Linked DNA regions of Homo sapiens: all the other regions are linked to region 1. Evidence: read pairs that join two places in POLR2A ChIA-PET (ENCODE). Cell type or tissue: OCI-LY7. All regions are shown on one strand. Each heading gives the region's core, and the rest is flanking DNA. Links, peaks and the distances in the headings are about the cores only.

Region 1 (7,959 bases), core at 1,704-5,703:
CTGTACCTGACGCACGACATTAGCTAGGCGTTTGGCACAAGGATCCTCATAGTTAATAGTCTCATTAATTTTTCCTTCTGCAATTATACTGATTATTTTGGGAAGATTGGAATTATTTGGACCAATTACAACTGGGTGGTTACTTTCAATTAGGTCACAGAGAAAACTCAAAGTCTGAATAGCTTCCTCTTTATCTTCATGCAGTGGAAGCCATGATAACCAGTGTGGAAGAACTTCATCTACATTTACACAGTTAGGCTTAAACTTCAAAATCTTCCCTATTGCTGAGATACAGTTCTCTGTAGCAATGACATTTTTTTTGGTTTTGGAATTTGCACACTTAATAACTTTTACCAGAAGTGGAACAGCTTCTGAACATAAAGAACGATAATCATCTCCACCAAACTGTGCCATGACACCCAGGCCATAAGCAGCAGCTTGCCTGACTTCAGGGTTGTTATCTCGCATATTTAGTAGCATTGGCCACCGAAAATATTCTACATATTTAAATGAAGTTGGACTGCAGTGCTCTATGATGTCATCAAATATGCACAATCCCCACTGTCTGTCTGGCCATGGCCTACTTGAACAAATTAGATTTACAATTAATGGAAGTAGTTGTTCAAACCATGGTAAAATCTTTTCCTTATAAGTACTAAATAATGAGTGCAAAATATCTGATACTTTGGTCAGAATATAAACATCACATTCATCCTCATCTTGCAGAGACATCTCAACCTGTTGATCATAGTTTTCTTCCTGTCTTTTCACCTGTCTCAATTCTTGGTTTTTAAAGTGCCCTTCAAGTTTTGCTTTCAGTATTCCTCCCAGTTCTTCCAAGTGTTCATCATTAAGGCAACCATCTCCCATAACTTCAATGGACTTTGCAAAAGAATTCATTATTTCTGAGAGCACATCTGTATCTGGTTCAGTACCAATAGCCTTGATTAAGGGGTCACATATGAATTGCCACATCTGTGCAAGATACTCTGGGCCACGAATTCTTGCACATTCCAGGAGAAAAGGCATGGACTCTGCTGCTGCCACTCGAACATTGTCATGGAAATAAAATTTCAGTAAAGGAACCATCAGCTTCACAACTTGTTCTGTATATTCCACAAACCCTTCCCTTAACTCCTTAGCATAGTAAACCAACATTTGGCAAGCAGTTGCTTTTGCTTCAAGTCCTGAAGTTTTAATTCCAAAACTCTGCTGGTCTCCAAGATTTACAAATTGCCAGCCATCATCGTCACTCATATTTTCCACATCCTGTGTGTCTAAGAGAGCAACATCAGGTTTAGCTGAAGCAGTCTTAATAAGAGGCTCGATAACCAGTGGAAGGTACTGTTGAAAATCTTTTCCAAGAATTTTACACATTCTAGCCCATGCTGAAACCATGTAAGAGGTCTGAGGGTCATCATCTTCCATATTATTTAAGTCTGATTGTGTCTTCAACAACAGCTGCATCACATTTGATGCATCTTGCATAAATTTTTCCTTCCCAACAGCAAGACCAATATGGCTAATGCACTCGATAGTTTTTCCTCTCAGAAGCTTGAGTTCCTTCTGAACAGCAAGCTCAACAATGTGCTTTAGTGAGGGCATGAATATATCATAATATGGGACAAATTTTTCTTCTATTGTATCTGCAACTGATGCAATGGTTGTCACAAGTTGTTCCAAAGCCAACTTAGTTCCATTCCGAATCAACTCTTGAAGTTTAATCACCAAGACGGAATGTAGATTTTTCACCATACTATCCACATATAGAACTAGCAATGATTTAGGGCAGTCTTCAATAAAAATAATAAGAGCAGAAGCTGCATGTGATTGCACACGCTGATTACCTTGATTTTCCATGGTACGTAACAGAGCTGCAATCACTGTTTCATGAAATTTCTTTTGGAAATTAGGTGCAAAATCTGTAGCCATCTGTCCAAGTGTAGTACAGGCTGCAGCCCTCACCCTTGGATGAGGATCCTGAAGAAAAAGCAAAACGGAGTTAACTGTTTCATCTAGAATTGATTCCATTTGTTGATGGCATCCTTCTCCAATGGCAGATAAGGCCATTAATCCAGCATGTCGATACTTCCAGTCAGGGCTCTGAAGCATCTGCATGATATGCTCCTTGGTCATTGGTAAAACAACTTTTCCACCAAGCCCACAAGCCAGTCTGTCTAGTGCACTCTCCGCAGCAACTGCATTGCTGTCAAAATCATCTTCTTCCATTTCATCAGCATTTACCCAGTCCTCATCATCTTGTAGATCAACCATCATTGCTAATATATGAGGAACTGCCTGTGCAATAATATTTGTATGTTTTTTCAACATCGGAGTGGCAGTTTCAGACAAGGTCACTATAACTTCGAGGGCCAGCTGGCGCTGCAGATTACTAAGCCTAGAGTCTCCACATAACTTCAAACTCAACTGTAGAGTATCTTCTAAATAAGGACCCAAGTACTTAGGTACGGTATCTGCAATCTCAACAAGGGATTCTAGCACTGAATCATCATCCTGGTAGCATGAGTCATTCACAGCCTGTAAGATTCCAGGAAGCAAGTCTGCAAAGTCTTTGAAAAGAGCAATATTATTCTCATTAGCAAGTACAAATGCAGCTGCAGCTCTAGCGGATAATGTCCTGATTGCTGGATGTTCTTGATCTTGAATACACTGGTCCAACAACCGTTTGATGATATCCAAATCATGCCGCTCTTGGGTCCCAAAAATCCCAGGAAAGTGCCAGAAAACGTGAAGTGCAACTTCCCATAGAACCACATTTTTGGAGTAGATTGAATCAATAAGAAACTTCAGACCTTCCGGCCAGTGGTTAGTGCCATCCTCATCTATCAAATTCCTGGCCAGCACTGCAAAAATATCACAAAGTTTTTTCCTCATGCTAGCATGTGTTTCTAACTTAACAGCCAGAATCAGTTCAATCTTGACATCTCTCTGAACATCAGCAGGCAGATTTGGATAAACCTCCTCAAACCCAGAGGACAAAAGCCGTCGTAGCAGTGCGGCAGCCATTTGTCTCACCTCATAACCTGCTCTTCTATTTCTGACGGCATCTAAGAGGAAGGTAGTCTTACACAGACCTGGGATATTTTCATAGATTTCCTCTGCTTGCCTCCGCACCATACAGCTTGGATTGATCAGGTTCTTCAGAAGCTGGTAAAACTCTTGCTTTTCTGACACGGTCGCCGGCACCCCTGCAGACGCGGTTGCCGCCATTGCGCTCTGTCAAAGCTACCGCGACCGGGAAGGAGGGAGGGGGTCTGCGGCTCGAAGCAGTGACGTAGGCGAGGCGCCGGCGGGGATGGGCGGGGTGCTTCTCCCTCCTCTGCCCAGAAACTCTAGCTGCGCTCTGGCAGGCTGCGAGCTAGGTTTTGGAGAGAGGTGAGAGCCGTGTGGAGGCCAATGGCATCCTCCATTTGTTTTTCAATAAGATAAACGTGCACTTGCAGGCGAGAGAAGAAAAGCATTGATTAGAATGGGATCATGACTTTTTTTTTTTTTGGATACAAGGTCTGGCTGTGTCACCTAGGCTGGAGTATAGCGGCGCGATCCCTGCTCACTGCAGCCTCAACCTCCTGGGCTCAAGCGATCCTCCCCGCCTCAGTTCCCCCAGTAGCTGGGACCACAGGCGCGCGCCACCACGCCCGGCTAATTGTGTTTTTTATAGAGACAGGGTTTCGCCATGTTGCCCAGGCTGGTCTCGAACTCCTGGGCTCAGGTGATCTGCCCGCCTCGGCCTCCCGAAGTACTGGGAATACAGGTGTGAGCCACTGCTTCTGGTCAGATTATGAGTGATTTTTTTCTTTTATTTCTAAACTATATTGTTACTTTGATAATTTTAAAACAATAAGTCTATCTTGAAAACATGCCAAGTGAAAGAAACCAGTCACAACCACATATTGTATGATTCCATTTGTATGAAAGGTACCAAACAGGCAAATTGTATAACAGAAATTAGTGGTTGCCAGAGGTTGGGGGGAGGGGAGGATAGAGAATGACTGCTATCAAATAGGGTGTTTCTTTCTGAGTGATGAAATGTTCTAAAATTAATTGTGATGGTTGCACAATTCTGTGATTATACTAAAAACCATTGAGTTGTTAAATTTAAATTGGTGAATTGTATGGCATATAAATAATACTACAATAAAGCTTTATAAAATAATAAGTGTGATAATAAAATAATAATTACTTCCCCACTACCACATCTAATGCAGTAGAGTGGTAGCTCAAAATCTGGTGTGTGTCAGAATCACCTGGCCTGTTGGTTATAATAAAGAATGGGAAAGACAACTGAGTAAAGTATGGTAGAAAGTGATCTGAACTAATAATCAGAAGACAGACTTGCATCCTGGCCTTGTCACTAAATTAATTTTGTATCCTAGGACAAGTTACTCAAGATTTTCCTTGCATCTTGTCTAAACTGAAATATGAAGGGATGCGGTTAACTAGAATCCTAACTAACCATTAGTGGGAAGCTGCTGAGGTTATTCCAAGAAACAAATGTTGATGAAACTAAATTTGTTTCTTTTTTTTTTTTTTTTTTTTGTGAGATGGAGTCTCGCTCTGTCGCCAGGCTGGAGTGCAGTGGTGCGATCTCAACTCACTGCAACCTCTGCCTCCTGGGTTCAAGCAATTCTCCTGCTTCAGCCTCCTGAGTAGCTGGGACTATGGGCGCATGCCACCACGCCCAGCTAATTTTTGTATTTTAGTAGAGACGGGGTTTCACTATGTTTGGTCAGGATGGTCTCGATCTGTTGACCTCGTGAGAGATCACCCGCCTCGGCCTCCCACAGTACTAGGATTACAGGTGTAAGCAACCGCGCCTGGCCAGTTTGTTTCTTTAATTCAGGCAGGTGTGTCAATCAAAAACAAGTTTCATTCCTATAACAATGATTAGGTCTTACTTTTGTATTAGCACTTGCCACACTCATTTTGACCCTTATACAGAATTGAGAGATTGCTAGGATAGATATAATACTAAATTTAGGTGAGAAGTGGAAACTAAGGGAAGTTACAGGATTTGCCTAGGATGACACACCTGAGTCTCAATTCTACCTCTTCTGAAAGTGACACTGATGCTCTTTTCACCATATTGCTTCCCCATTAACTACTCTTGGTTTTGCAGCATGATCAGAGGCTTCACTTACTGCAAATTCTGTCTTAAACTTTTCCAAGCAGCCTTAATTTTGTTTTTGTAAAGTGCTGCCGCATATACCCACAAAAATTAGAAAGTCGTAGCTTTTACATTAACCAGATGATAGACAAAGTAGGTAGTCTCATAAATTACATTGTAGCCGAGCATGGTGGCTCACACCTGTAATCCCAGCACTTTGGGAGGCTGAGGCAGGCAGATCACGAGATCAAGAGATCAAAACCATTCTGGCCAACACGGTGAAACCCCGTCTCTACTAAAAGTACCAAAATTAGCTGGGCGTGGTGGCACATGCTTGTAGTCCCAGCTACTCGGGAGGCTGAGGCAGGAGAATCGCTTGAACCTGGGAGGCAGAGGTTGCAGTGAGCCGAGATTGCATCACTGCACTCCAGCCTGGCGACACAGCAAGACTCTGTCTCATAAAAAAGACACTGTAATATGAAACAGAGCTATTTTCTAAAATAGAATTTCTCATTCTGTAGACTGAAAACCAACTGCATTAGAATTGCTTGGGATACCTATTTTAAAATATAGATGTTAGGGCCCAAGTTCCTATTAACCCAGAATTCTGGGGGGACTGAGGACTAAGAATGTACAATTTCAACCAGCACATTGGGTTTTTATATAAATACCAACATTTGAGAATCGCTGATAAGATCAATTCTGGTTCTAAGATTATGACTACAGTTGTGCATTCATTGGTTTTCTTTCTTTCTTTGTTTTTTTTTTTTTTTTAGATGGAGTCTCGCTCTGTCACCTAGGCTGGAGGGCAATGGCACGATCTCAGCTCACTGCAACCTCTGCCTCCTGGGTTCAAGCAATTCTCCTGCCTCAGCCTCCTGAGTAGCTGGGATTACAGGCATGCACCACCACACCCAGCTAATTTTTATATTTTTAGTAGACACAGGGTTTCATCATGTTGGCCAGGCCGGTCTCAAACTTCTGACCTCAAGTGATCCACCTGCCTCAGCCTCCTAAAGTACTAGGATTACAGGCATGAGCCACCACACCTGGCCCATTCATTGGTTTTCTTACTGTTCCTTCAAAAAGTCTAACTGGAGGGACTTTGCATTTGCCGTTTCAGGAAATGTTAATAATAATTAATTAATTACTTAATACTATATCCACTAGCATATGAAAGACATTGAAAAAAACCACAGTGATACACCACCACAGACCTACCACAATGCTTTAAAAGTCTGACAAAGCCAAGGGTTGCTGAGGATGTGGAACAACAGGAAACTCAGTTATATTTTTGTTGAGAGTATAGGTAAATTGGTACAACCTCTTTGAAAAAAATGAGCTGGGCGCAGTGGCTCATGCCTGTAATTCCAGCACTTTGGGAGGCTATTGGGAGGCTAAGTTGGGCAGATCACCTGAGGTCAGGAGTTCGAGACCAGCCTGGCCAACATGGTGAAACCTCGTCTCTACTAAAAATACAAAAAATTTAGCTGGACTTGGTGGTGTGCGCATGTAGTCCCAGCTACTCAGGGAGGCTGAGGCAGGAAAATTGCTTGAACCCAGGAGGCGGAGGTTGCAGTAAGCCAAGATCACACCACTGCACTCCAGCCTGGGTGACAGAGGGAGACTCCATCTCAAAAAAAAAAAAAAAAGAAAAAAGAAAAAGAAAAAAATGTTTGAAAAATTCTGGGTTAAGATTATGCAATTATTTGGCCGGGTGCAGTGGCTCATGCCTGTAATCCCAGCACTTTGGGAGGCCGAGTTGGGCGGATCACAAGGTCAGGAGATTGAGACCATCCTGGCCAACATGGTGAAACCCCATCTCTACTAAAAATACAAAAATTAGCTGGGCGTGGTGGCGCGTGCCTATAGTCCCAGCTACTTGGGAGGCTGAGGCAGGAGAATTGCTTGAACCCGGGAGGCGCAGGTTGCAGTGAGCCAAGATTGTACCACTGCACTCCAGCCTGGTGACAGAGCGAGACTGCGTCTCAAAACAAAAAGAAAGAAAAAGAGTATGCAATTATTCAATTAGTCTCTCAGCAAGCATTCTTTGAGGGTACACTCAAGCATGGTGCTGAGTTGCTGGTATTAAAGACTAAATTCATGAAGATATGTGAATCTCATAGTAAACAGAGATAGTAAATGTCACATAGCGTAGTGATCACTGTAGTAATGATAAGCCTGCCATGGAGCCATATGGGGTTATGGAGGCAGCTAATTTACTCTGGGTATGGGGTTGATCAAGTAAGGCTTCCCAGAGGAGGTATCAGAGTTGACTTTTGAAGAATGAGTCCTCATTAACCATTTGAAAAGAGAGAAAGTTGTTCTAAGTAAAGGGTACAGCTTTTTCAGACACAGAGAGGCCTTCAGGTGTACTGTGATGAGAGTTCTGCCAGTGTTTCAGTAATGCTGGGGCGGTGAGCATGGGATTTGAGGGGGTCTGGGGATGATACAGGAAGCTGGAAGGAGGAAGACAGAAAGTTAAATAAAGGCCAGATCATGAAGGGTATCATATCTGTCAGGCCTCTAGCCCAAGCTAAGCCATCATATCCCCTGTGACCTGTACGTATACATCCAGATAGTCTGAAGTAACTGAAGAATCACAAAAGAAGTGAAAATGGCCTGTTCCTGCCTTAACTGATGACATTCCAACACAAAAGAAGTGAAAATGGCCTGTTCCTGCCTTAACTGATGACATTACCTTGTGAAATTCCTTCTCCTGGCTCATCCTGGCTCAAAAGCTCCCCCACTGAGCACCTTGTGACCCCCACCCCTGTCAGCCAGAGAACAAACCCCCTTTGACTGTAATTTTCCTGTACCTACCCAAATCC
Region 2 (7,409 bases), core at 2,023-6,022, 95 kb before region 1:
ATAGGAAATGAGAGGAAAGGGAAGTGCTAACACACCAGAAGGAGGCAGGCTATTTCAGCATCTTTTAACTTAGTATTTTAGGTGATACAGAACACAGATATCCAAATGGCTTAATTCTATACTAAGTATAAAAACATGACTCTCCAGTATCATGAATCTTTTCAGGTGGCATTGTGGTGACGTTTCTTCCTTTTCATGTATGCCTTTATAGACGCCCTTTACAGAACCCTTAATAACACTAAACACAATGAATTCAGGAATTTAACTTTGTGCTCTAGCCACGATCTCAGAAATCCACATGACCTACAAAACTGGAGGCAAAGGAATTTGGGTTTTTGAAGATATAAATCCATTAATCGAATTTCTAGTTTAAAAAATGGAGCATTAGTTTTAAAAAGTAAACTAGACCTTAAATAAGAGGTTATCTAGATTTGTCACCCACCTACTCAACAAATATACATTGAATACAGTGTGCCAGGTGCTGGCACAATAATGATGATGATTGATAAGGTTCCTGAAATTAAATAATTTCAAACAAGTAATTATAGTTTTGAAGAAGTGCTATGTTGTTCTCAGTCTGAGTGACTGCACAATATAATAATGCTGGCTGAGGTATGACAAGGACAGGGAGTTACATAACACGTAATAAGAACCTGTAATGGAACATTAGGTCAAAGAAGACATCTGGGAAGACCTTCAAGTGTCTTGAATTTTCTAGAAACTAAAAGAAAATTAGAGTACAGTGAACAAGAGGGAGAACAGGTTGAAATGAAGCTGGAGAGGTAGGCAGGAACAGACTGAAGAGCTTTTAAAACTTTAAGTGGGGACTTCAGTACGAAGGTTCACCAGATCACACAGAGCTATGAAGGTCATATTAGAATTTTGGATTTAGGAGTTAGAAGAGATTTAGTGGCTGGGTGCAGTGGCTCACACCTATAATCCCAGCACTTTGGGAGGCCAAGGTGGGCAGATCACCTGAGGTGGGCGGATCACCTGAGGTCAGGAGTTCGAGACCAGCCTGACCAATATGGTGAAACCCCATCTCTACTAAAAATACAAAAATTATCTGGGCTATGGTGGTGCACACCTGTAATCCCAGCTACTCAGGAGGCTGAGGTGGGAGAATTGCTTGAATCCAGGAGGCAGAGGTTGCAGTGAGCTGAGATAGCACCATGGCACTCCAGCCTGGACAACAGAGAAGACCCCGTCTCAAAAAAAAGAGAGAGATTTAGTGGTTAGTTTAGGTCCTTCACTGGGATTAAAGTTGGGCCATAGGTAATTCAGTAAATTAGTTTCTTAAAATGGCTTAAGAGAATTCTTCTGAGACAAAAGGCAAACAGTTTTGGGTCATTTTGTTTTAAAAGCTGAGTAGGTAAATACAGCCATTTGTTGAGCACCATCAATGCGCAATGCAATGCACTTGAAATATCACCCACTTCCCCAGGGCTTTCTTAACTGACAGAAAAACGGGGAGAGTGACTTGAGTAGAGCATAAACATGACTAGGAAAAGTACTTAGAGCATAAATAGCGGTTTCTGAGAGCCTTTAGTGACTTTCTAGGAATATTTTCACTACCCTCTCCACTTTGATAACAAATACACTTTGATGTAGTCTCAAAGGAAATCTTTAGGCCTATGCTTCCATATCATTTCCAACCCCCAACAATAACTTCATGTGATGAAGTTTAACAACATTATAAATGGAAGGATGAGTATACAGTTCAGTAGCTCAAGATAATGGATATAAAGATCCAATAAATATAAAAGCTACCTTTTATTTAAAACGAGGCATATTCTTGGGTGCGGTGGCTCATGCCTGTAATACCAGCACTTTGGGAGGCCAAGGTAGGTGGATCTCTTGAGACCAGGAGTTCAAGACCAGCCTAGCAACATGGTGAAACCATCTCTACAAAAAATTAAAAAATTAGGCATGGTGGCCCATGCCCGTAGTCCCAGCTATTAGGTTAGTGAGAAAGTAATTGTGGTTTTTTGCCGTTAGTGGCTTTTTTTTTTTTTTTTGCCATTAGTGGCATTAGTGGCAAAAAAACCACAATTACTTACACACCAACCTAATACTTGGGGGGCTGAGGTGGGAGGATGGCTTGAGCTCAGGAGGTGGAGGTTGCAGTGAGCTGAGACTGCACCACTACACTCGAGCCTGGGCAACAGGTGAGTCAAAAAAAAAAAAAAAAAAGGCATTTTCTGAAACACAAGATTTAAGTGAAAGTAGTATTTGTAAGCTGGAAAGCCATGTACAAGTGCTAGCTCTAATTCAAATTTCCCACCCTTAATTCTTTCTTGTAAAGGACTGTCTTCAATTACATCCTGTATTCTTTCAATGGAACAAGAACACACGTTAAAAATGGTATTCAAACAAAGAAATACAGCAACTCAGTTTATTACATGCAGATTCTTCTGCATTGTTGCTAACAGTTCACTGGTCCAAAATTACTAAAATACTTAAAAAACTATACATTATGTAAACAAAACATAAATAAGACAGCATAGTTCTTTGTACATATATTTAGTACAGGTTGTTAGGGATTCTGGAATATGTACAATTTTACATCATGGACTGCATTTTTCACAATGCATAAATATATATATGTATTTTTTTTTTTACAGAAACAAAAATAAGATTTCACTAATGACACTGAATACCATATCATAGATATGCTGCAACAGTCCAAATTCAAGAAGAAACATGTCAATGTAAATGTGCAAAAGGCTAGCTTACTCTAAACTATTCAAACTTTGTTCACTTTATGTTCTACAGACAGGTAAATCCTGACTTTAAACACAGAACCTTGAAACCCTCCTCAGAACAGTAAGTGAAATGGAACAGATCTTTCCCTCCCCAAGAAAACAAAGCCTTGTTGCAAGCTAATGAAAAGATACATTAAAACACACACACACACACACACACACACACACACACACACACAATGTATAGTATGCTTTCAACAGTATAATAAACATTGAAAATTTTTATGGGAGTCAAAACAATGCCCCATTATTTAAAAACTGGCTCTTTTAGTCTAAATTCAAGATGCAGCTCTGTCAGGCTTCTCTAAGCCCGACGACTGAAAAGCAGGGAAGACAGACGCAGGACTTCGACTGGCAGATACAACAATCTGAGAGAGAGATGGAGAGAGTGAAGAAACCTTAGATGCTGGAGTATTTATGGTATTCAAAATGGCTCCTTCTGGGCTAACCAACAATTTTTTGACAGGTGGGTCCAAATGAAACACTGAAGTGCTACTTGGCAGTGGAGGATTACTGGGGCAAATGGCAGAAACCAAAGATGTCTTAGCCAAAAGAGTAGCTGGAGACTTAATTACTGAAGTCAGTGATACTGTTGGTACAGGAGGTGGAACAGGAACCTTAGCAGTTGTGTTTATGAGTTGTGGTGATGTATGTACTGTGGGTATAGAACTTGCATTCCCAAAAGAGTTTATAAATTTTGTAGGGCTTCTTAGAGGATGTTGTAGAGGTTGGCCACTTAAGGAATTATTTGATGCTAGTGTGATCTTCTGGGCAGAGTTATCTATTGGTGTAGATTGAATGCCTTGGCCACTGTTAAGAACTAAGGGGGCTCCATATTTTGGATTAGTAGATATAAGGAGAACATGGCTGCCAGCTCCAAGACCTTGTGGTGGAACAATAAACCGGGTTCCGTTAATCATAATCTGAGTACCAGGTGCCAAAGGTGTACTGGTATTGATGACTATTTTTTGCTGAATACAAGGTTCACTGAACTGACTCCCGACTAGACTAGTTACATTGGATGGTGCCGAAGCCGTGTGAATGGTAGTGCCACCTGGAGCAGAACTGTAACTGGGGGTTTTTACTAAAGCTTGCTGATTTGGCAGAGAAGCAAAATTGGACGTATTAGTTATTTTACCTGGACTTGTTGAAAGGGACGACAATTCAGTTTGAGGTTTATTTGTGTTTACATTTGTTGGCACTGTAGTTGAAATCCCTGGTGAATGGAACTGGAGTGAAGTCCGAGATTGTCTTTTAGAAATAGATACAGAACGTGTGGCTCCTGGTACTGCTGCCGAATGTGGAACTGTGTTTATTATTTTAGGGGATGTAGTCGCAGGTGTAGGTAAGGCAACCGTAACAGGAATTTGCAAAGCTGATGTTAAACATTTAGGAGACACTACTGGTTGTGTAGTTGAAATCAGAACAGATGATGCAAGGTGTCCTGTTTTCACAGTTGATATAGCCACAGTGTTTCCGAGACTTGATGAGCAAAGTCTATTTGACAAAATAGGCATAATTCTTGAAGAGGTATCATTTCCACTGACTAAAACAGGAGGTTGTGCCCCAGCTGAAGCAGAGGCTGAGGTCACTGGAAAGGAACCCAAAGATAAATTTGCTCCGGTAACTGAAAGCACATTTACTGCTCTTGCTGAAGAAACCACTGATTCATTAACAGGGGTAATATTCTGACTCACAAAATTTGAGCTTACTGGAACTGAATTACCACTTGTTGACAATGGCAAAATATAGCCCTTGCTACTTTTGTCTTCTCCTTTTGGGGTTACATTTTGTAATATGTTAATTGATGGTATAGCTGGCACAGTGCCTGAAGTATTTACAATTGCTTGACCTATGTTTAGTCCAATTTTCACATCCTTTATCTGAGACACAGCTGGTGATGAATTTATTTTTATTGGTGTGCCCACTGTAGACGGAATCAGTACTATTTGGGGTTGCTCTGGAGTCTTAACATATGCTTTATGCAATGGAGGAGGAAGAGTTTGTTTTAATGATTCTGCAACAAGAGTTGGGGTTGATGTACCACTAGGAACTGGGGCATTAATAAAAACTAATTTCTGGGCAGAAACACCTGTAGATGTCAGCGCAGGTGTCATATTAATTGCAGTTCCATTGCCAGAAGAAAGAATAGATGGAGCTGATACCAGCATAAGTTTCTGAACTGGAGTCCCACTGATTACATCTCCATTTGTTGCTGCTGTTGCTTCTGACCTTGTAACAGGGTAACTTTTTGTGATATAATCTACTTGTTGCTGTTTAGTTGGAGTATGAATAATATTTGCATTGTTTTGTCCAAAATTTGCTGCTGATATGCTAATTACACTTACCGAACTACTTGTTGTTGATGGTAGTAGAGTACTAGAACAAATAGAGGACTTCAAGGGAGAAGAGGGCATGTGTGAAGTTTTATCTATCACGTGGCCCAAATCACCACTGCCAGTGGTGTGGCCTAATGTAAGTTTGAGATTTTTCCCCATGGATGGGGCAAAGCTAGCTGGAATGGAAACAGAAGTTGGTGTTTGGCTAAAAGGTGAAAGACTAGATGTAGTAGTTGTTCCAGCTACAGGTGAAAAAGCAGAGGAAGAAGTTGTTGATTTTGGCACCAGAAATGCCTGCAGCTGAGGAGCAAAAGTGAAAACTGAACTTGAAGATACAGTATTGGGTGAATTTTGATCTGGGTTGGTCTGTACTTTTACAACTCCAGTGTTCCCACCTCGTGTCCTAACAAGAATTGACTGTGAATCTCTTATGCACACAGTTTTCAGCTCTTGCTTTGCTTCAGAAGAATCAGCAGTCTGTTGTGCAAAACAGTTGAAGGAACTACCAGGATTTGTAGACCCATTTAGTGTTGTTGTTGATGACAGAGGCTGACCTGTGGAGGAAATGGTCGGTGAAGCACTGGGCAAGGAGAATGTGGCTGCTGAAACTGCATTCTTGGCTTTTCCTGCCTCACTCTGGCTAGTCTTAACTGATGGTGTTAATAAGTTACTTACAGAGGTTACAGGCGACAAAGGCTGTGGTCTAGCACTACTTATATTTGATAAAGGTGTAATTGTTTTGTTGAAAGCTGTATTTGGTAGTTGGGTAGAAACAGTTCCTGGTGAGTTGACAAAAACTGATGCTAAAGAAGAATTTATATTTGTTGTCTGTGGGAAAGATGAACAATGTTGTTCTGTACCTTTCTGTTGAAGTGGTGGCACTTCTTTTGCAACTGCTTTTCCTTCTTTATGCTGAATCACAAAATTCTTAGGCAGAATAAGAACTTGCTGCATGATTTTTTCTCCTGTTTTAGGATCCACCATAGGCTGCACCTGAATCTTTACAGAGCTATTTTGAAGATCTATTGGCAACCACTGGCCACAGGGCATTTTGTATACCATTTGTAAAGGACCTTTTGTATTGGTGTGGCAGGTCAATGCTGGCTTTATCGGGCTTGCTTCCGGAGGAGATAAAACTGGTTTTTCCACAGCAAGAGCATTTCTACCTGTGGAAGGAGGCAGTTGATTTGTTAAGGTCACTTTATTCCCAATATTCTTTGCAAGCAAAGCCTGAATGGGTTTGGTCCCTTTCTGGAGAGTAGACACTGGTACTGAATCCAATGAGGCAAATGACTCTGGAAATGATGGCTCTGTATGCTTTGATTCACTGAAACAGTCAATCTGCACATCACTTTCTAGATTCTCAACTGTTGTCTCATTTGTGCTTAACTTTGCCTTCTTCCTTGGAGAAAGCTCTTTTGTGCTGTCATCCACATAATCAGTTTGTTTGGACTGTCGTTTAAGTGTTTTAAGCAGTGTCTTCGGTAAGTCTTTTGAAGGCAATTCCTTTTTCAACAGCTTGCTTCTAGCCATAGGAAAATCTATTTCTGACAACTTCATATCATCTGAAAATTATAAAAACGGGCATTTTGTTTATATAAAACAGCAACTAAATAGTAATAACATCAACTGTAAAAAAGAAAGTCAATCTTTGAGCTGGCAGTGTATTAAGAAATCTACTGCAGGGTGATTCAAAAGCCTTAGCACCACTGATGAAGACAAAGGTAAGGTCATCTTTGACATGATAATCTAGATATCATAACCATGCCCAAGAAAAACCTATTATTGAGAAAATTTTTTTGGTCAAAATTTTTGGTCAAGAATTCTGCTAATTCTTCTGCCAGTGTAAGTGCAAAAAACTGTTTCATTAGAAATACCCAAATAAACAATCAGGGCTCAGAATTTAATTTGCAAAGGAATCTAGTTCTCTTTTTCTAGCTAGGAACATTTTGATACCATAGAGAGATGGTTCTCCAATCTATTCTATTTCTAGAGACTCTAAAGGACAAAAAATATCCAGCTTTTACTGATGTTCATCCTTATAGTGAAAAAATTTATGTTCATATTCGGTCAAACTAGGTTTATAAGACATTACTCTTAATTTGCCAAAGATGGAAAACAATAAGTTAATGCATTTCTAACCACTCTGTTGCCCATATTAACCTCTACATAACCAAAGAAAGTCATTAAACTAGATTTACATAACGTAATCTGATAAACTGAAATGAATTACAGGTAATCTAATCCAGCCCTTTATCCTTATTAAAATGATGTGTTCATTCTGGTCTCATTAGGCCATCAACCA
Region 3 (7,409 bases), core at 2,023-6,022, 900 kb after region 1:
TTTTTTTTGTTGTTGTTGTTCAAGAGTTAAAATATCGTTTATATAGGTATGAATTATTTTCATTGGCAGGAGTGAATTGGAGAATGTGGGAAGTTAGGCATGAATTGCAGGGCTGTGGGAGAGATGCTCAGGAAGGAAAATGGCTGTTGGGCAGCCCCTGCCTCCCTTACTCAGTCTTCTGGTCTTAATATGAGCACCATATAGGTATCCATATTCTCAGTTTCAGGCATGCCTTCCTCTGATCTACACCACCTGTCTCTCAAGCTCTTTTTCTCCACTACCCAAACTGTAGCATGCACTTGGACCCCAGTAGGGTTTAAAATCCATTGATCCTACTTTTCATGGTTGCTCACTCACCTCAACTTCTTACTTCCCCCTTTCACTGGTTTCTATTGCATGATCCATCATTGTAAAGATACCTTTGGTTTCACACCTTGCCTTTCTTTCACTTTGTTATACTCATCTGGCAAAAATCCCCATCTTGTTCAACTTAGCTATTTCTCTTGCTTGTCCCTGTGTATCTGACCATGGCTGGAGATAAGCATGCAGCCATCCCATTTCCTATCCCTAAATTCTAGGACTCCAATGAGTTGTTCACGATGCCCAGCAGTCCAGCCATGTTGCCGAGTTCGTTGGCTCTCCCTCTCTCCTCCTGTCTCCATCCTCATTCTTTGCTGATTGTCTTGCTTCTCATCTCATTGAGAAAATAGAGAACTTCTGCAGACTGCACACAGCACATTTTCCTACCTATCAGTCCCGGTGCCCATACACTTGAACTCCCATTCTTTTACCTGATTGAATTGTTTATGGGTCTAAGTGAGGCCACTTGTGCACTTGACCCCAGCCCCTCTTGCAACTTGAAGACCATTGTCCAGGCATCTCAATTCTTCATTCACTGCATCATCACGTTTTCCTTCTCCACTAGATCAGTCTCATCAGCATACAAGCTGTTATTTCTCCCATTTGAAAAATATCTTCTCTTTTTAAAAAATATAAACTTTTATTTTAGGTTCAGAGGGTAGATGTGCAGGTTTGTTACATTGGTATATTGTGTGATGCTGAGGTTTGGGGTACAATTGATCTCATCACCCAGGCAGTGAACATAGTACCCAAAAGGTAGCTTTTTTTAGCCTTTGCCGTACTCCCTCTCTCATTCTGGTAGTCCCCAGTGTCTACAGTTCCCATCTTTGTGTCAATGTGTATCCAATGTTTAGCTTCTACTTACAAGTGAGAACATGTGGTATTTGGTTTTTTGTTCTTAGGTTAATTTTCTTAGGATAACGGCCTCCACCTGCATCTGTGTTGCTGCAAAGGACATGATTTTATTCTTTTTATGGCTGCATAGTATTCCATGACGTGTATGTACCATATTTTCTTCATCCAGTCTACTGTGGATGGGCACTTAGGTTTAGTCCATGTTTTTGCTATTGTGAATAGCACTGTGATGAATATAGAGTGCATGTGTCTTTTTGGTAGAATCATTTCTTTTCTTTTGGGTATATACCCATCAATAGGATTGCTGGGTCAGTTGGTAGGTCTGTTTTAAGTTCTTAGAGAAATCTCCAAACAGCTTTCCATAGTGGTTGAATTAATTTACATCCCTACCAGCAGTGTATGTGTTCCCCCTTCTCTACAGCCTCACTAGCATGTATTATTTTTTGACTTTTTAGTAATAATAGGAATTCTGACTGGTTTGAGATGGTAGCTCATTGTGGTTTTGATTTGCATTTCTCTAATGATTAGTGATGTTTAGCATTTTTTCATATCTTTGTTGGCCGCTTGTATGTATGTCTTCTTTTGAGAAGGCTCTGTTCATGTCCTTTGCTCACTTTTTTTTTTTGAGACAGAGTCTCACTCTGTTGCCCAGACTGGAGCGCAGTGGCACAGTCTTAGCTCACTGCAACCTCTGCTGCCTGGGTTCAAGCGATTCTCCTGCCTCAGCCTTCCGAGTAGCTGGGATTACAGGCAACGGCCACCATGCCTGGCTAATTTTTGTAGTTTTTAGTAGAGATGGGGTTTCACCATCTTGGCCAGACTGGTCTTGAACTCTTGACCTTGTGATCCACCTGCCTTGGCCTCCCAAAGTGCTGGGATTACAGGTGTGAGCCACCACGCCCAGCCTACTCACTTTTCATTGGGGTTGTTTTTTGCTTGTTGTTTTAAGTTTCTTACAGATTCTGAATTTTCTTTTTCCTTCTTTCTTTCTTTCTTTCTTTCTTTTCTTTCTTTCTTTCTTTCTTTCTGTCTCTCTCTCTCTCTTTCTTTCTTTCTTTCATTGAGATTTTGGATATTAGACCTTTGTCAGATGTATAGTGTGCAAATATTATCTCCCATTATGTAAGGTGTCTGTTTACTTTGTTGATAGTTCCTTTTGCTGTGCAGAAGCTTGAAAAAAAAATCTTAATCCCTCTTTCCATCTTACCTGCTATCCCTTTTCTTTGTTTTTCTATTTAACAATACTTTGAAAGAAGAATTGCCTATATTTCATCTTTCAATTTCATCTGTCTGTCTGTCTGTCTATCTATCTATCTATCTATCTATCTATCTATCTATCTATCTATCTAGGATGGAGTTTCACTCTTGTTGCCCAGGCTGGAGTGCAATGGCGCGATCTTGGCTCCCTGCAATCTCCGCCTCCCGGGTTCAAGTGATTCTCTTGCTTCAGCCTCCGGAGTAGCTGGGACTACAGGCGTGCACCACCATGCCTGGCTAATTTTGTATTTTTAGTAGAGATGGGGTTTAACCATGTTGGCCAGACTGGTCTTGAACTCCTGGCCTCAGGTGATCCACCTGCCTTGGCCCCCCAAAGTGCTAGGATTATAGGTGTGAGCCACTGCACCTGGCCATATTTATTTTTCTATTCTCTCTTTAAATACCATAGCCTTTTACCTACTCCATGCTATCAGAACTGCTTTTGTCAAAGTCAGTGGTCATTCATTGTGGAATTGCCTGACAAGTTCTTCCTGCCTGCTACAAAGGCAAAATCTGTTCACTAAGTCTGTGGCATTGCAGTAAAGAAAGAGTTTAATTGATGTGAGGCCAGCCCATGCAGAAGAACTGGAGTTGTCACTCCAAAGCCTTGGAGGTTAGGGTTTTTATGGACAATTTGGTGGGCAGGGGGCTAGGGAATGGGTGCTGGTGATTGTTTGGGGATGAAATCATAGGGGTGTGGAAAGCAGTCCTCATGTGCTGAGTCCACTCAGGATCAGTTGTGCCATGACTCATGAGTCCCATGGGGTCAGTCTGAAAAACAGTTCAAAAAAGAAAATAAAAAAACAGTCTTAGGTTTTATAATAGTGATGTTATCTGTAGAAGCAATTGGGAAGGTTCAAGACCAGCCTGGCCAACATGGTAAGACCCCATCTCTACTAAACTACAAAAAAATTAGCTGGGCTTGGTGGTGGGCACCTGTAATCCCAGCTACTCAGGAGACTGAGGCAGGAGAATCACTTGAACCGGGGAGGTGCAGGTTGCAGTGAGCCGAGATCGTTCCACTGCACTCCAGCCTCAGCAACAGAACAAGAAAAAAAAAATTAATTAATCAATATAAAGAAATAGAAACTTGTATATCATCCTGACAAAATAGGTTATTGGAGGTGGAGGGGTGAAAGCGGAATTCTTTTGAGGAAATTACCAGGGAGAGTGAATGAAATCAGGGAACAGATTAATTTGTACATTATCTTGTGAAAGGGTCTGAAGGTGTGCTTACATTCTTGGTCTTGCACAGAGGGAAAGAAAAACATTTGTTCTGCTTGGTGGGTCTGGATCTTAGGCAGGTAAAGGAACTACTTCACCTTCTTTGAAAGGGACTGGGGCCAGGAGGAAGTCAGAGAGGCCTTGAGGTTTCTTCCCCTGCAGTATGTCAAAATGGCATGTTTTGAGGTATCAGTTTTCTGAGCCCCAACACCAAATTATATTATTTAAAAATTCTCATCTTACATGACCTCCTGGCAGCACTTGATAAAGTTGTTCCTTTATTATTTTTTTAAATCGGCTTTTCTCCTTGCTTTCTGAGATGGTACACATTTCTTGTTTCCGTCTGCCTTACATGGTCTTCCCTTCTCGGTCAGTTTTGTTGGTTCCTTTTTCTTTGATACCTTCGAGAGCTTTAGGGCTTAGTCCTCAGGTTTCATTTTCTTGTCTACACGAATTACCTTATGATCAAATTCAGTCTTGCAACTTTAAATATTATCTGTATGCTGATTACTAATGACTACTAAAATTTGTATCTTTAGCCTGGACTTTTCCTTGGAACCCACAAACTCCTGCCATGAAATCAAGGCTGATTACTTCACACGTCCGCTTGGATGTTGATGGGCTTCACAAACGTTAACAAGCCCAGAAAGTGCTGTCAAAAGACTTCTCCACCTCATTTAGTGGCAACTCTGTTTCTCCAGTTGCTCAGGCCAAACACTCTGGGAGTCATCACTGCTCACTCGCTTTCTGTTTAATCACACACCCAATCAATTCTGTTGGCTCTAGAATCTCTGGGATGCCCACTGCTCACCACACTCACCACTATTACTCTGGTCCAACCACTATAAGTCATTGGCCTGGCTATGCCAGTGGGTTTCACAGTCTTACTATTTCTCTCTATTCTTTATTCGGCAGCCAGCATGACAGCTTTAAAACCATTTGTCAGATTGTGTATACTTCTGCTCAGAATCTCCCCTTCCTAGCTTCCCATCTCGCTTCCATTAAAATTTAATATGCTTACCATGGTGAGCAAATGCTACGTGATCACTCCCTGCCCCAACCCCTACCCCCCATCTTTGACTTCGAGTTTTACCTCCATGACCCTTGCCCACTCTGTACCAACACAGTAAGGCACATTAATGCCCTAGGTCCCCCAGGTTCCATGATCCTTTTCCCAGAATACCCCTCCCCAATCTGCATGGCTCGGTCCCTCCCTTCTCTGAAGTATTGTTCAAATGTCATCTTCTCACTGATATCATTTCTCAATTTGAATTGGAACCCTCTTCACAATCCCAAGCTCTGTGAAGGGGATTTTGCCTTATTCACACCTGTATGCCCAGTGCCTAGCACCATAACTTGTACATAGTACACGTTCAGCAAATATTTGCTGCATGAATGAATGAATGTATGATGACAGAATGAAGCATGCAGACTTTTAACTTACACAGTTTAGCCCAATCTTAGCTGCTGCTGCTATGTTTTTGTGAATTTCTATCTAATTCCTATCTTAATTTTTTGTTTTATGCAATGTTATAACACTGAACATTTCTAATTTCTTTTACCTTTGCCCTTATGCAGGGCATGTGCATAGTACTATCATGGTTATAGTCATAAGGAAAGCCACCCTGTTGCAAGATTTCCTATCACAGGTTTCTGATTACATTTACTGTTTTTTTCCCCCCCATTAAAAGAAGTAGAATTCCTGGAAATAGTTGGGTAACATCTTCAGCAATCTTCCAGGCTGTGCATGTTGGCTCACGCCTGTAATCCCAGCCCTTTGGGAGGCTGAGGTTGGAGGATTGCTTGAGTCCAGAAGTTTGAGATCAGTCTGGGCAACACAGGGAGAGCCCATCTCTACCAAAAATACAAAAATTAGTTGAATGTGGTGGCCCGTGCCTGTAGTCTCATCTACCTGGGAGACTGAGGTGGGAGAATCACCTGAGCCTGGGAGATTGAGGTTGCAGTGAACCATGATTGCACCACTGTACTCCAGCCTGGGTGGCGGAGCCAGACCCTGTCTCAAAACAGAGAAATAAACAGCCTTCCAACATATCCTCAAGCAGTTAACTGACAAATGTCACTAAGTTTCTTTCACTGTCACTAATAATTGAACTTCAGCCAGAAATTCAGGAAGAGATGCTTATCTCTCCCTCTCTGACTCAAGCCACTTAAACTGTGCGTTAGCTACAGAAATGGATGCACATTAGATTTGTTTCCAAAGTGATGTTTCCAAATTAACTTAAAAGGCAGTGTCACAGGGTGATGTCTCAATAAATCCTCTCATTTCTTGTTTTGTCATATGCTTTAGATTCTCCTCAGGTATGAATTTTCTCCCCTCTAAATCTATTTTATGGGTATTTATTTGGTAAAGCCTGTTTGATTTAATGTTTTTACTCTTTACGGGTTTGTAAAGCACTGCCTCCTCCCCACTTCACCTGGGGGCCGAGATTATGGTTATACAATAGCTCGTTTGTTACATATGCAAAGCATTGGAATCAGACAGATTTTTTTTTTTTTAATCTTAAAAAAATTCTGCAAAGAATGTTGCACTGTTGCTGCATGTGACCCTCTTTTCTGGCTATTGTGACTAATAATTGCACAAGTATGGTTTGTAGTTGCAGTTTCCGTTTAAATGTTTTTTTTTCCTTTGAGATACTTCATTTATACTGACTTTTTTTCTGAGTGGCTATCTTATGAGCGCAGCTTGAATTTTAAGATTAATATGAATGTGCATCACTAGTGAATTGTATTCTTGGATTTATTTGAATGAGTGAATGACTGAATGATTACAATGACAGAATGAAGGTGCAAACTTTTACTTTCCATGAATTCCAAGAATTGTATTCTTATTTGCCGAGGGATCATCAAGAGACAGAACATAGAATACCCATACATTACAGGCAAGTTCTTCAGAGTCTTGTGGGGTTTGACATCTGAACTAATGGCTTGTAATTAATGACCAAAAAATAAGTCATTAATATAATTCCATCAAATGGCTCTTTATCTTGTTTTGTATGTATGTGTGTTGTCATTATTGTTTGTTTGATTGTTTCAAATGCTTCCTGTGTCAATGACTGCAGAATCCAGTCTTCTCTTTTTGGGGGCAGAGAACCAAGGGGGACCACTGTGTCTTCAGCACATTGGATTTCATCTTTATCTGTAAGAGAAAAAAGCAGGAATCTGAGAAGAGACCGATGCTTATGGCTGCTGCAGCCTTTCAGGTGGGGCATGGGATTCTTCTTTCCCTCCTCAGATATTTAGAAATTTCTTGGTAAGTTTTTTGAACAGTTCTCAGCATGTCTTCCTCAGGTGCCTTAGGCGAGACAATGTTTACTTCTTATAAAGCTCAGATATGGTAATCCAGAATCCTTTTTCTAATAGCTGCTGGCTTTTTCTTTTTTTAAAAAAAGTTAGCTGTGGTTTTATATTTTAATACAGAATAAGAACATACTGGAGAGAGAAAGTGGTTACTGGTTGCATGTGCTTTTTTGTTTGTTTAATCCATCGTGACAGATGGTGTGGACTAGTTTAATATACTGAACAGTGTTTGTGCTTGTTAGTTGCAGTTTGTGCCTCCAAGTCCACTTTGCCCTAGTCTCTTACCTGTCTGCCCAGGGTTGCAGATCTGTATGGGCCGCCACCACAGGCCCCCTTTCCCTCTGGCTTCTGGTAGAGCCCAGGCAGGAAATTACAAGAGGAGGAGAGTGAGGGCC

The links. Peaks named below come from ENCODE experiments on the same cell type or tissue, not always from the same donor. Only the 100,000 strongest peaks of a DNase experiment are listed, where the experiment ranks them.
Region 2: POLR2A ChIA-PET joins it to region 1 with 5 read pairs; 5 of 35 experiments call an interaction of 5 or more read pairs at or near these places.
Region 3: POLR2A ChIA-PET joins it to region 1 with 7 read pairs; 2 of 35 experiments call an interaction of 5 or more read pairs at or near these places.

Annotation. Positions count from the first base shown.
Region 1 is chr9:6,012,377-6,020,335 of GRCh38, forward strand. RANBP6 (RAN binding protein 6) reads right to left here and starts at 3,248. Exons shown (of 1, transcript NM_012416.4): 1 at 1-3,248. The coding sequence starts at 3,231. RefSeq lists an enhancer at 3,067-3,126. In OCI-LY7, for the core only: no CTCF peak of the experiment used is centred there; a DNase peak (open chromatin) is centred at 3,305; H3K4me3 peaks cover 2,338 bases; H3K27ac peaks cover 1,262 bases.
Region 2 is chr9:5,916,641-5,924,049 of GRCh38, forward strand. It overlaps BRD10 (bromodomain containing 10), which reads right to left. Exons shown (of 8, transcript NM_001017969.3): 8 at 2,382-6,669. The coding sequence ends at 3,044. Among named protein-coding and RNA genes, the nearest start is that of MLANA, 29 kb to the left of the region's middle. In OCI-LY7, for the core only: no CTCF peak of the experiment used is centred there; no DNase peak of the experiment used is centred there.
Region 3 is chr9:6,917,030-6,924,438 of GRCh38, forward strand. All of the region lies in intron 8 of KDM4C (lysine demethylase 4C), which reads left to right. Among named protein-coding and RNA genes, the nearest start is that of KDM4C, 160 kb to the left of the region's middle. RefSeq lists an enhancer at 334-413. In OCI-LY7, for the core only: no CTCF peak of the experiment used is centred there; no DNase peak of the experiment used is centred there.